Linked DNA regions of Mus musculus: region 1 is linked to region 2. The links are chromatin contacts, found by POLR2A ChIA-PET in ENCODE. All regions are on one chromosome and are shown on one strand. Each heading gives the region's core, a stretch centred on a gene start or an enhancer-like site at or near the end of the contact. The rest is flanking DNA. Distances are from core to core; before and after follow the strand shown.

Region 1 (3,995 bases), core at 669-3,168, 180 kb after region 2:
GGGGGGTGGGGAGAGATGTCAGCTAAAGTCAGTCTTCCAGAAGCTAGCATTTTAAATACAAGGCCAGCCCCCCCCCCCCCGCAGTAAATATGTCCCAGGCACTCTTCATGCATTTGCTTGTATTTTAAGTTAATGTCCAACAACCTTTTAGAGATACTATCAAAATACCCGGTAAGAGACTGCAATCAAAAGCGATCGCTCAGCTGAGATAACCCATCCAGGGAGAAAGTGAAGGGTGGGACTGGAATCCAGCCCTCACCTCCCTCAGTGCTCTGGGGCGCTCACTAACAAAAACAACATTGTTCACAAGGCAGACAAAAGTTATCAGCAAAGAGGCTGAGGCGAGGTGTCCTTTCTGCATACAGATTCCTAAACCATATGAAGAAGCAACAGACTGATGGCTGCCTCCAACGACCCCCCCCCCCCAAGACATTTCCTCAGACATGGGCTGGTTTTAAGATCATACACCTTGGGACTACCACTGTACCTATTTCCAGCCCCGGCAATAGACCTTCCACACTGCTCTAGGCTTAGAAAATCAAAAAGGATCAGTATCTTCTGCAGTGCCAAGCATTCTCCAAAATCCTAGTCACACACAGTCCAGAGAATGAGGGCTAGGCCTCTCTCTGTCCCTTTCGGGCCTCAATTTTCTCATTCTGTAAAATGGGGTTAAAATACGTTTTGTATTTGCTGTCTTTGTCAGACAAAACCTATATCCTGGCATCTAGTAGGTGCTCCATACACGACATAGACTATGTCCACTATCGAGACTGCTGGGAGGGAGACGGGGGCTTTATACTGGCATTATACCTTGTCTCCCTGTGAAGTCTCTCTACGCTCTGAGGAGACAGCAAAACAAACTTTGAGGACCCCAGAACAATTTAATAGGAAGCAATCTATCAAGGGACCAAGGGTTATCCGCTTTCTCCCCTAGCTCTCTCAGGCTGCCGCCGCCGAGGATCAGGCCGCCAGCCAGACCCATAAAGCACTCGGACCAGTCTCCAGATCGGGGGTGCAGGTAAGGACTGAAAAAGGGAATCGACCTTCCCTGGTCAGTCCCAGGTGGTTTACTCCCTTCGCTGAGCGACAGGACCAGAAACCGATCCTAGAAAGAGCTCCCAGCCCGCCTGCCCCCACCGAGAGGAAGGGATTCTGCGGAAGGGGGCGGGGAGGAGGAGTGGTCGGGTCTCTCCGGCCGGGATTTGCCTGGACTTGAAGACGCTCGCTTTAGCAGAGAACAAACCCAAAGAGCCACGAGAAGGCGTCCCCTCTCATTGGCCAGGAGTCCGAAGGAGCCAGGGAGGGCTCCGCATCCCCCTCCCTCCCAGGGTGGTAGTGGGGAGGGTAAAGAGAGAGAGGGCAGTGGGGAGGGGAAGGGAGAGCGGAGGCTGCAGTTGATGCAACCCTAGCCCTAGCTTACGTGCTCTCAGACCCTAAGCCCGGGGGGAGCGCACCAGACTTAGACCGGGTCTGCCCGAAGCTCGGCGGTGGCTGGAGGAGAGCGGGTTCGCCCGGCTGTTGCTTACCTCTCGGGTCTCGGGGCCGGCCACACCACCCCTGGTGAACGGCAGGTAGCCCTTGATCTCGGAATGGCACTCGGAGTCCGCTACGATCATGGTGTACGCCAGGACCCGGCCGCGGCTCGTCCGCGCCTGGGACACCCGAGGGGTCTAGGTCGGGCGCGCACAGGAGGCCGGGACTAGGGGTCGCCGGGGAAGCTCGAGATCCCCGGGCTGTCTCTCGGGATTAGGAGAACCGGCGCTACGGCGATAGACACTCCTTTCAGCCCAGCTTGGAAAACTGCGGCCGGCCTCGGAGGCCTGAGATTGGCCGCGGCGCAGAGGTTTTCACGGCCCGGAGTGCCTCGGAAGTCCGCAGTGGCCAGCGCTGCTCGGGAAGCCGGCGCTCCTCACCATCCCCACCACGGAACTGCCAGCGCTCGCCCGGCTCTGTCAGCCCGCTGCGGTCCCTGGGGGAGGGCGGGGACACAAAAGTCCCACGGCGCAGCCAATCAGATGCCTGTTTCTCGGGGAGGCGGAGCCGACACCTCCCTCCGGAGCCAACCTTCCGTCCAATCAGCATCGACAAGCGCCTGGGAACTCTGGGAGCTGTAGTTGGCCTCGCACAGATGCTGCAAACTTTTGCATGAAGGCGTTAGTCAGGTCTCTGGCAATACCAGATGAGAGTGACAGCCCAAGGAGTCATTAGGGCTGCGTGATGAAACGGGACTTCACGGGGCTGGGCCAGACAGCCAGGTGTGAAATCCCTTCTGAGTAAGTTCTTCAGCTTTCCAGTTCCTGGAGGGACTGGTTAGGTCTGCAGAGAGTTCTAACCACACACATCCAGTTCTTCTAATTATAGATCAAAACCCACAAATTTGAAGCCAAGAGCCACCACCCTGTCCCCTCAGGCCCTGAGGGATCTGCACCTTCAGAAACACTAAACCAAGGAAATCACCTTATTTGTGGAGTCTCTGGAAAAGCCCTCACTGAAATACCCTTGACAATCTCAAATTTAATCTCAATCCTCATTGCTACAATTTCCCCTCTTCTGTCCTGCCTTGGGTGCCTTCACACCGCCTTCCACCCTCCAGGCACTCATGGAAACTTTGTAACTTAGGTGTTTGGCTTGATCTATTTCTCACTTCTCCCTCTGGCCACTCCTCTCTGACTCCTCTTTTTCCATCCACTCCCTAAACGTGGGTGCTCTCCTAGTTTCTGTTTTTAGCCCTCTTTTTCTCTAGACATTCACTCTCATGACTTCCCTACACTCACCTCTTCCATCCAGATCTCAGCACTTTACCCTTGATTCACCCATTCACTTCTACTCATCTCCTTCGCGGTTTTTCTTCAGGCCTCTCCCGTTTCAAGTTTCTCTTTATTCTGGTTAAGGAGTCCTAGACAGAGCTGGAGCTGATTAATCCTCTCAGTTCCTGCCTGAAATAGTCTTGAGTTTAGGCTTATGATACCAAAGGTGATCTCCTGACTTGGTCTAATGCCTTCTGTAGGGAAGGGAGTTCACCTGCATGCTCCTTAGAGCCCTAAACTCGGGCTGGACCTTTCTCTCTGTGTTTTAATACTTTCCATACTGTAACTTGTGTTGTCATATTCTGTGTATTTGTCTTATCTGAAAGTTTTTATTATAAACTTGTTGAGGGCAGTGTCTACATTTAGACTTTTTTTTTTTCTTTCTACCTTATGCCACCTGGCACAACGTGCTTCTAATAATATACCCTTGGCCACTGAATATCCCTTTGGGTTAATTCTTTTCTAAACAACTCTATATCAGATTCAGCTTTCTCCTTAAAAACATAGACTCAGCCGGGCATGGTGGCACACGCCTTTAGTCCCAGCACTTGGGAGGCAGAGGCAGGTGGATTTCTGAGTTCAAGGCCAACCTGGTCTACAGAGTGAGTTCCAGGACAGCCAGGGCTACACAGAAGCCTGTCTCAAAAAACCAAAAACAAATAAACAAACAAATGCATATACTCTGTGGGATGAGGATAGAGGATAATATTACAGTGTCCACTTAGGACCCCAAGGCCTTGGATTCTATTCCCAATACCACACAGACACACGAACAGAAATAACAATAATGTCAGTAGCCAGGCTACATTTTTTTTTTCAGTATTATTTCATCAGCTACTGAATAAAGTGAAACCTCTAGGTGGATCCTCAAGGCCTGCCAAGATACGTTTCAGCCTACATCTTCAGTCTTATCTGTCACACCCATGATCCTTCAACTTTTTCAATACTCCTCTGCAAGTTCTACTCCTTGAAGTGACAGGGAGCCTTTAGAGCTTTCATCCTGTTGGGGGCCTGAGTGAAGCCTTCAAGATGCTGCTCCCTCCGGAAGCCCCCTTCAGCCCTGCTGAAAAGTCACCTTGCCCCTGCTCCTCAACACCTTTAACCTCCTCCTGGCTCTGCTTACCAAACACATGGAGCTTCAGTACCGCATTTACAAGCCTTACCCCTTCCTTCCAGTTAATGGACTTT
Region 2 (3,978 bases), core at 18-2,517:
TCCTGCCCTGAATCACTGGGATACTCAACACCTGAAATACTCAACGCTTCTGCTCTGTAAGCCACCCTCTGTGGTTCTTTCACTACTGCTAGGGATGGCGAGAAGCTCTTACTCCCGCCATATTTATTCCCTTGAATAACAGTGGCAGCAGGCTCTATTAATCGAGAACTGAACGGAAAGATGAAAAGGGAGGTGTACCCAGTGAGGCGGTTTCGGATAATTTTGACGCTCATCACGGTCTCCCCCATGGTGGCAAAGGCTCTAGAGATGAAGTTCTCATCCATGTAGGGTTCCAGCTGCATAAAAACCAGAGCAGAGAGGAGAGGCTCAGGCCCATGACCCGGAGCCCTGTAAGGGGTGGAGCCCCTCCCACTCTGTCCAGGACCCCCCTCTACAGCACTAGAGAGCCAAGCTTCCTACCACGCAATGGGGAACGGTCCCAACCAACTCCTTTACTTCAAATCGCTCCCCTTGCTGGGAGGCGTGGCACACACCGTTAATCCCAGCACTAGGGAGGCAATGGTAGGTGGAGTCTGTGAGTCTACATAACGAGTTCCAGGACAGACAGAACTATGTGAAGGACCCCATCTCAAAAACAACAAAAGAAAAAACAAAAACAAATAAAATAGCTCCCCTTTATAGAACTCCCTGTGCTTCCAGTCCTAATAACAATTCTTGGGGTTCCTCCCACTCCATCCGCCCAAATCATCCCACTCCAAATCTTTCCAAACTGGAAAGGGGGATTCCAGACCCTCTACCCCATAGAGTCAGCATCTGAGGAATCTTCATTCTGATGCCCAGACTCCACTTTCAAAGACTGGGTGAATAGGTCTCGCTACGAAGCCCAAGCTGGCCTAGAACTCACTATGGAGTCTCGAACTGGTGACGATCTTCCTGCCTCGCCAAGTGCAGGGAGTAAGGCATTGGCCACCACACCCCATCTAGCTTCCCGCTGTCACCAAAACCCTTCCTGTTCACGGCCACCCTTCTGGGATCCGAAGGCCCTCTGCTCTCAGGCCCTTCCTCCCCCTACGACTCGAGACCCTCTTGTTCCCCTCAGAGCAGGGGCGACCCTGACTCACGTCTCCCATCCATAGGCTGGCCGCCATCCCGCACCCGGGCGGGGACCCTGAGGGCCTGTGGCGCGCAACCGCGCCAGTCTGCGCGACCCGGCCCGCCCGGAGCCTAAGCCTGCAGCACCTCCTGCGCACACGCTGCCTCGGCGGCCAGAGCGATCCGGGTTTTCCTCCGACCTGTCCGCCGCTTCCGGCCCCCCCAGGGGGCGTTGCTTCTACGGGCTAGGGAGTGGCTCCACGGGATAGGGGCGTGGCCTCGGCTGGGGCACAGTAGGCCTAGCTGGCACCGGCTCTGAAGAGGGTCTCTGTGGGCGGACTGCCCCGCTCTTTAATAAAACCGCGCAAATGCGTCTATAATTATTGAGTTAAGGTTTGCTCTCTGTAGGGAATACCAAGCATAAGAACGGAAGGACAGCTAGTGACCGAAACCCCTCTGGGAGCGCGGAGGATAAGCTTCCGAGGGACTGTGGAGGAGCCGCGGCCGCACAGTGGTCCTCTTGCCCTGCATCCCAGCGAGGACTTTTTGGAAGATGTAGTGGGATTCTTCATTTTCTTAAAGCCCTGAGGTGGAGAGAACTAAAGGACGGTTCTTGATGGTACACTCAAAGTCCATCGTTTTGTGTGTAGTTGGGGGTGGGGAGAGTCGGCGTCGGCATGGTCTCTGTAATCCTTGTTGACCTGTTTAAGTCTGTCTCTAGTCAGAGATCTACTTGCTTCTGCCTGTTTGTTTAATGAACGCCAGTCTTCTCAAAGCATTCCTTCCTTAACGGCTGAGCTTTGGCTCCAGCCCCACACTTTTTTTTTTTTTTTTTTTTTTTTGCCTTGAGACAAGTTTTCATGTTGGTCCCTGGTACAAGCTATATAATCTAGGCTGGCTGTAAACTCTTGGCAATCTTGCTTCAGCTTCCTAAGTGCTAGTTTTACAAGTGAAGGACACCAACCCTGGCTCCTTCCCCGTTTATTATTCTAATCCAATTCACCAAGACTTTACCACAAAGCACAGACGGACCTTTACAGAACCCTCAGTAAACTTGGTTTTTGAGAGCTCCTAAGGTGGTTGTATCCATGCTTCAACATCCAGTTGGTAGCCAACTTAGCAGAGTGGGAAGGTCCTGTGCGTTCAGATTGGTTCTGACAACCAAGTTCATCCTAAGTCCTTTAACTTAGAAAGTTCCCCAAGCCAAGAACTCAAGTCTGAAAACCAGAGGCCAACTATGAGTATAAATTTCCTGTTCCCTTCTGTTACTGTATGAATGATGCTAAGGCACTGGTGAGATGGCTCAGCAGGTAAAAGTGCATTGCACTGAACCTGACAAACACACATGTACACACAAATGTAAAAAAAAAAAAAAAAAGTTTTTCAGAGACTACAGAATGCTTTGGGTCCCATGGGATTGGAGTTAGTATCGTTGTGTAGCACCATGTGGGTGCTGAGAATTGAACCTGGGTCCTCTCCAAGTGCAACTAGTGCTATTAATCAGATCAGAGCCATCTCTCCACCCTGCAGGGAAGGCTACAACTCAAAAGAAGCCTCTGAAACGGACCAATCAGGACCCCTACCCCCCACCCCCCAGAGTAAGCAATAAAAGCAGAGTCCCTCTCAGACCTAGAGGCTGAGCTGCAAAGACATGACTCAGAGAAGCTGTAAAGACTGACCAGCTGCCTGGAAGCAGAAAGCAGCTAAGCTGCCTGAATTCTAAACCAGGGTCACTTAGAAAGGGAACTCTGACTTCCTAAGCTGTACAGTGAGCTGTCACCCATGCTGGGTAAGTTGTGTCACCTCTGCCCCAGTAAGTAATCCCCAGTAAGTTCACTGGTTCACCAAATGAGACTTTGTTGGGATCTGTAATTTCATGTGTTTTGGGCTCCCTACCTGGGGTGAATAGATGTGCCACACAACCCCCAAGGAAAAGGCTTAAATACGCCAGTGGTCGAAAATGCAGGCAAATCAGTAAGAACTTCTAATAATGTGCTCTACTTAAAAACTGGAGGCCGGGCATGGGGGTGCATGCCTTTAATCCCAGCACTCGGGAGGAAGGGGCAGGCGGATTTCTGAGTTCGAGGCCAGCCTGGCCTACAAAGTGAGTTCCAGGACAGCCAAGGCTACACAGAGAAACCCTATCTTGAAAAACCAAAAACCAAAAAACTGGAATTTGGGCCAGGTGTGGTAGTTACATAACTTAAATCAAAAACAAAACAAGACAAAAACTCAGGAAGCAGATGCAGCTAGATTTTTGAGTTCTAGACCAGACAGGGACAAAAGAAAAAACCTCTGGTTTAGGATTTAAAAATTCTACTCCAAAGCCAGGCCTTGATTTCAGCACTCACGAGGCTGAGGCAGGAAGACCAGGTTGTCAGTGGGCTATGCTGAGAGCCTACTTAACAAGCTACCCCGTCTCATAACCATGAAGCAACTGCAGTGGCTTCTACTGCACAACTATCTCAAACACCTCTTGCCTTCTCCAGACTTTGGATTGGATGTATCAGCCATAACCCTAACAAAGGCAGGCTCATAAGCAGGTGTTCCTTTAAAGACAACAAAGCAACTCCATGGACACGCATAAAAACAAAGCCCATTTACAAAACTCTAAGTTTATTAAAGTGTTACAAGATTTTAATCTCCCCTCCAAAATATTATACAATTAAAAAAAATTCAAAACTATTTTCTCAGCCACTGTTACTTTCCTTAGGACCAGCCTCCGCCCCTCCACTCCTCCCTCAGCACCGTTATAAAACAACTCCCACCCCTTTCCCAATACCCTGCCTTGCCTTGACTGCCCAGCCGAGCCCAGCATGGCTATCCAGTCCTCTATGGCAGAAAGGCTGATGGGGAAGGGACAGGTGACACCCAAGGGATACTGGGATGCCTTGTGCTTTGGGAGGACAGTTGGTTTTTTTCAAG

Evidence for each region. ChIA-PET counts read pairs that join two places held with the same protein, here RNA polymerase II (POLR2A).
Region 1: POLR2A ChIA-PET joins it to region 2 with 23 read pairs in embryonic stem cell. The contact joins the promoter of Sesn2 here to the promoter of Trnau1ap in region 2. POLR2A ChIA-PET finds 5 or more read pairs at or near these places in 4 of 5 experiments (Patski and embryonic stem cell).

Annotation. Positions count from the first base shown.
Region 1 is chr4:132,508,538-132,512,532 of GRCm38, forward strand. It overlaps Sesn2 (sestrin 2), which reads right to left and starts at 1,919. Exons shown (of 10, transcript NM_144907.1): 1 at 1,527-1,919. The coding sequence starts at 1,616.
Region 2 is chr4:132,328,271-132,332,248 of GRCm38, forward strand. It overlaps Trnau1ap (tRNA selenocysteine 1 associated protein 1), which reads right to left and starts at 1,268. Exons shown (of 9, transcript NM_027925.3): 1 at 1,083-1,268; 2 at 199-296. The coding sequence starts at 1,109. It overlaps Rcc1 (regulator of chromosome condensation 1), which reads right to left. Exons shown (of 10, transcript NM_133878.3): 10 at 3,649-3,978.